Linked DNA regions of Homo sapiens: region 1 is linked to region 2. Evidence: read pairs that join two places in POLR2A ChIA-PET (ENCODE). Cell type or tissue: MCF 10A. All regions are shown on one strand. Each heading gives the region's core, and the rest is flanking DNA. Links, peaks and the distances in the headings are about the cores only. Region 1 overlaps ATL3 (atlastin GTPase 3). Region 2 overlaps RTN3 (reticulon 3).

Region 1 (2,920 bases), core at 164-2,663, 59 kb before region 2:
CACAGCAACAAGAAAGTAAGTCCTTAAACTTTCAAAAACCTGTCTCCATCATCGGCATGTTACAGAAAGCAGTTGAATGAAAATGCAGGGATACAGAGAGGCTGTGGCAGCAGCTAACTCCCAAGAGAGCCAGGGGAACATCTGCTCTGTGGCTAGGGTAGGATAGGCAGCTCCTGTGGCTTCACAAGCTGCTAACCCAACTCACCTGTTCATGTTACTCAGAAAAACAAATGTATCATCTCAAAGATCTACAAAACTTGTGACCATGTCAATGTCCAAGAGCTACTGGGTTAGTCAGGTGTGGTGGCACTCGCCTGTAACACCGGCTGCTTGGGAGGCTGAGGTGGGAGGATCACTTGAGCCCAGGAGTTTTAAGTTACAATGAGCTAAGATACCAGCCTGGGTGACAAAGCAAGACCTCGTCTCCAAAAAAAATTTTATAAATAAATAAATAAGCAACCCAATAAATAAATAACCAAGCCACTGGCTTTTGGAAGATTTTTAAATAAAAAAGATACCATCCCTTTCCTAATCCAGTAGGACTCAAAACCGAACATTTTTCGTTAAGTTCATAATTTTTTCAAAGTTCTTGCTTTTCAATGAAGTAAATTAATCTAGAGGGGGTGAGAAGTGAGAATCACATAAAAATTATGTCTGAAGAGCATGTAATTAGAAGTTGCCGACCAGGCGCAATAGCTCATGCCTATAATCCTAGCACTTTGGGAGGCCGAGGTGGGTGGATCACCTGAGGTCAGGAGTTCAAGACCAGCCTAGCTAACATGGCAAAACACTGTCTCTACTAAAAAAAAAAAAAAAAATACAGAAATTAACTGGGCATGGTGTCAGGCACCTATAATCCCAGCTACTCTTGGGAGGCTGAGGCAAGAGAATCACTTGAACCCAGTGGGCAGAGGTTGCAGTGAGCCAAGATCACACCACTTCACTCCAGCCTGGGCAAAAGCGTAAAAATCTGTCTCAAAAAAAAAAAAAAAAAAAAAAGTTGCCAAAGGGGAACACAATCAGTATGTCTAAGTTGGAATGTTTTTGCATTAAAGGGCTATTTTTGGGCTGGGCACGGTGGCTCACACCTGTAATCCCAGCACTTTGGGAGGCCGAGGCAGGCGGACCATGAGGTCAGGAGTTCGAGACCAGCCTGGTCAACATGGTGAAACCCTGTCTCTATTAAAAATACAAAAACTAGCGGGCCGTGGTGGCACACACCTGTAGTCTCAGCTACTTGGGAGGCTGACGCAAGAGAATCACTTGAACCTGGGAGGCGGAGGTTGCAGTGAGCCAAGATCATGCCACTGGACTCCAGCCTGGGCAAGAGAGCACAGCGAGACTTTGTCTCAAAAAAAAAAAAAAAAAGCGGGGCGGGGGCCTTTTTAGACATGGAAACAAAATATTAAGAATAAATATTAATATCCTAAAGGATAATAAAACATACAGTCTATCAGAAAACAACAGCCAACGGAGTGGCCACTGTCTCATGTCTTCACTATGAAATTCTTCCAAACTGAGATATTTTACAACAGAAGCACAAATATCTGCCCATTATCAACCCTCAGGCTCTTCAGCAGCACCACTTACCTGCTCCAACACATATGCGGCACCAAAATCAATAGCTCCGCCCAGCTCACGATATTGACCAGAATACCTGATGTAGCCCCAGGTGAGGAGTGCTATTAACAGTAGTCCAACCATACAGTTGAACAACTGGGCTACAACCTCAAGACCTATGAAGCCAGTGAGGCCTGAGGCTATGTACAAAGCTACAATGCCCGTGAACAGCACTGCAGGGGTTCGGAAGGTGCTGAAGACGTTCTTGCTACCATTGTGCTTGCAGAAGTTCTCATATAATTCCTTGATTTCCTCCTCCAGCTCCTGCTGGTAACGAAAGCTGAAATCCTTCCCACCCATCTTCTTGGTCTTCTTAAAATGGTCCAGAGCAAGTTGTTTGAATTCACAGTGCTTCTCCTCTAGAATGTCTGGAGACAAATAAGGTTTCTCTCCCCCACAAACCTAAAAAGAACAAAGAAACAATATGTTAAAAGATCTCTTCAAAAACAAGTGCCAAATAAAACATGAAAAGATAATGAAAGGATTAGAATGTTTTAAGATGTTAACAATGTATTAATAAGTTAACTTTTAAAAGATGACTAAGACCAATAAAGTCTAGTTTCACTTCCTCTGAAAAGCACACTTAAAAAACCAGGGTGATAATATCAATTGGAAAGAGCAGTGACACTGGGACGGGTGCGGTGGCTCACGCCTGTAATCCCAGCACTTTCGGAGGCCAGGGCGGGCAGATCACTTGAGGTCAGGAGTTTGAAATCAGCCTGGTAAACATGGTGAAACTCCGTCTCTACTAACACAAAAAAAATTAGCCGGGCGTGATGGCAGGCACCTGTAATCCCAGCTACTCAGAAGGCTGAGGCAGGAGAACCGCTTGAACCCGGGAGGCGGAGGTTGCAGTGAGCCGAGATCGCACCACTGCACTCCAGCCTGGGCGACAGAGTGAGACTCCGTCTCTAAAAAACAAAAGCAAACGGTCGACTTCTGCAGGGCCCAGGTGAGAAAGGCCCACCTGTGTCCTGGTTGAGGGTCCTCAGGGTTCTTTGGGACCCGAGGATTCCTGAAATCATGGATCACCCACATACGCTTTGAGACATGCTTTAATTTTTTTTTTCTGGAAGCCCTGCGACTTCCCTAAAAATTAAATGAATTATAGAACAGATCTATGACCAATGGTGGCAGAGTCTACATAGAACTATGCTTCGTGGTGCTCTGGGGAAACCTTCTGACTTGTTGGCTATGCTATTCAGTATGGCTGTATAGCTCACTGTGCTTCTGAATACGTTGGTGGTGTTGTCATGTGTTCTGGACCATCAATGGAGCCTACAATTCAAAATTCAGATAC
Region 2 (2,920 bases), core at 302-2,801:
AAGTGTGTTTTGCTTTTTTTTTTTTTTTTTTGAGACGGAGTCTCGCTCTGTCGCCCAGGCGGGAGTGCAGTGGTGCGATCTCAGCTCACTGCAACCTCCATCTCCCAGGTTCATGCCATTCTCCTGCCTCAGCTTCCCAGTAGCTGGGACTACAGGTGCCCACCACCACGCCTGGCTAATTTTTTGTGTTTTTAGTAGAGACAGGGTTTCACCATGTTAGCCAGGATGGTCTTGATCTCCTGACCTCATGATCCGCCAGCCTTGGCTTCCCAAAGTGCTGGGATTACAGGCGTGAGCCACCACGCCCGGCCAAGAAGTTTTTTTTTAATGCTGTTTTTGTTTATTGTCAAATTCACAAGTAATGGAACCACTCTGATCAAATTAAACAACCAATCTACATACATTTAGTAGGTGCACCCTTACCCTAAATTGTCATTTCTAAGGGGTTGTTCATTAAGTGGCTGGTAAGAACCTCAGTGTTTTTATTCTTGGTGTTTTAAAGATGGGCTGAAAATAAAAACCAATATTACTGCTTTTATCAAATTATCCTGTGAGGAAATAATATATTTATCCTGATATAGGAGTTACCTGTCTAGTCCTGTGCATGTTTCAAGCCTTGTAAAATGAAGTTTGGTCATGAAGGAATTGGTGACGTCTGGTTGAAGGGAAAAGGGAAAGTTGAGCTTTCCAATTTTGTTTGAGTCAAGAGTATATTTTGCAGAAAGACACTTCTCTTTACCCATAATCCTAGAATTTACCATTTTTGTAATTCTGAACAGAATTACAAAGGCTTCATTAAGTAAGTAGGTTTTCTAATATAAATGTGCATATTTGTTGTGTGCACTTAGCTTATAGTTTGTGTTAACTTTATTGTTGATGATGAATTTAGCCTCCTAAAGTATACAAACTTGTGAAAAATTCATCAATTTTGTAGTATAACTTTTTCTCTTAATTTAGCTAATACTCTTTGTATTGTTCTAATTTTGGTATATGTGCTGCTGAAGTAAGCACTCATAGTAAAACTTTTTAGACAAAAATTAGCAGGTCGATATTTTGTTCTTATAATTGACTTATTCAGAAGTTGCCCAGAAAACTGACTTAACCTTCTATTCTGTTCATTTATGACAGCTACTAGTTGTAGAGTTATTTTGGATCATAGGGTATGGTGTTGATGTTTTGAAAGAAGTGTGTGTGTTAAATAAGTTTAGCTGTAATCAGTATTGCTTGTGATTGCATCATTGAAGTCTTCTGGGCATCTGTGAGTTTTGTAAGACATGTTACTCTGTGATATTGCAACCTCAGAGAGAATCTCTTTAAATACTGTAACGGGGTTTGCATTTCCATTTTACGTATGGGAGAAGATTATCAGCAAGTGGCCTGCTCTTGTGATTTTTTTTTTTTATTTCAAATAACTATTCTTACCTGTTTTCTCCAATCAACTGATTTATTATCTCCTATAACCATATCATTGTAACCTAACCAGAGAAGACAGTGAGCTTATCAGCAAGTGGCCCACTCTTGTGATTTTTGATTTTTTTTTTTTTATTTCAAAGAACTATTTTTTTGAGACAGAATCCCCCTCTGTTGCTCAGGCTGGAGTGCAGTGGTGGGATCTCTGCTCACTGCAACCTCCGCCCCCCGGGTTCAAGCGATTCTCCTGCCTCAGCCCCCTGAGTAGGTGGGATTGCAGGCTTGTGCCACCATGCCCAGCTAATTTTTGTATTTTTAGTAGAGATGGGGTTTCACCATGTTGGTCAGGCTGGTCCCGAACTCCTGACCTCAAGTGAACTGCCCCCGCCTCGGCCTCCCACAGTGCTGGGATTACAGATGTGAGCCACCACACCCAGTCTCAAAGAACTATTCTTACCTGTTTTCTCCAATCAACTGATTTATTATCTCCTGTAACCATATCATCATAACTTAACCAGAGGGAACGGTGAGCTTTTTGACCTGTTCCTCATTGGTAGCTCGCCCTTCAAGATATATGGAAGGACATTCTGGAAAACCTTTTGTTATGAAAATTGTGTCCTGTTATTTGAACATATTTCAGTGGAGGGCATTGTCTTTATTTTACGTATGAGATAGAAGTACTTGATTTTCACGATATCTTACATTTGTGTACTGCTTTATGATTTAAGTTGTGCCCATATGTTACCTTAATTCAACAACTGAGCATACATGAAGGCTCTTTGCCAGGTGCTGTGGAAGACAGAAAGGTAAATAAAATATAGATCATTCCTCTAGAGGCCATATTCTATAGAGGAAAGACTTGTATTATGTTTATCTGTGAGGTAGACAGGTAGCGATATAACCCCCTTCTTACAGATGGGGACTCAGGCACAGAGAGTTTAATGCCCACGCTTTAAGATTTGAAGCAACATGTAGTAAAAGTGGCTCAGTTACCCTTTTGAATTCAGTGATCAGTTTAATTTAAAAGTCTTAATTTCTGGCTCCACGGTTCTTAAGCCAGGTGCCTTTTTATTTCACTGCTCTACAGAAACTTTCTAGTCAAGTTCACCAGATATTTTCCACATTGTTAAATTCAGTGGTCACTTCATCCTCCTCTTAACATGCTTTCACAACAGCTTTTGACATAATTGATTATTCTCTCCTTGAAATGCTTTTTTAATTTGTCTTCTGTGACACCACATACTCACTCTCACTGGCTTTTCATCCTCTGTCTCCATAAAATTCACCATTTTAAGGTGGGTTTTAGTGTATGCACAAGGTTGTACAGCTATCTCCACTATCTAATTCCAGAACATTTTTATTACCCCAAAGAGAAACCCCATATCTGTTAGCAGTAATTCACCGTTCTTCCCTCCCCTCAATTCTCTGACAACTATTAATCTGCTTTCTGACTCTGTGGATTTCCTTATTCTTGAGATTTAATATTGCTAATTCTTTTTTTTTTTTTTTT

What was found. Peaks named below come from ENCODE experiments on the same cell type or tissue, not always from the same donor. Only the 100,000 strongest peaks of a DNase experiment are listed, where the experiment ranks them.
Region 1: POLR2A ChIA-PET joins it to region 2 with 5 read pairs; 7 of 35 experiments call an interaction of 5 or more read pairs at or near these places.

The regions. Positions count from the first base shown.
Region 1 is chr11:63,629,450-63,632,369 of GRCh38, forward strand. It overlaps ATL3 (atlastin GTPase 3), which reads right to left. Exons shown (of 13, transcript NM_015459.5): 12 at 1,591-2,022. The region is part of intron 1 of LNCROPM (lncRNA regulator of PLAAT3 mediated phospholipid metabolism); the gene reads left to right. It also overlaps the pseudogene IMMP1LP1. Among named protein-coding and RNA genes, the nearest start is that of LNCROPM, 15 kb to the left of the region's middle. RefSeq lists an enhancer at 1,820-2,920. In MCF 10A, for the core only: no CTCF peak of the experiment used is centred there; no DNase peak of the experiment used is centred there.
Region 2 is chr11:63,688,211-63,691,130 of GRCh38, forward strand. All of the region lies in intron 1 of RTN3 (reticulon 3), which reads left to right. Among named protein-coding and RNA genes, the nearest start is that of RTN3, 8.2 kb to the left of the region's middle. In MCF 10A, for the core only: no CTCF peak of the experiment used is centred there; a DNase peak (open chromatin) is centred at 1,241.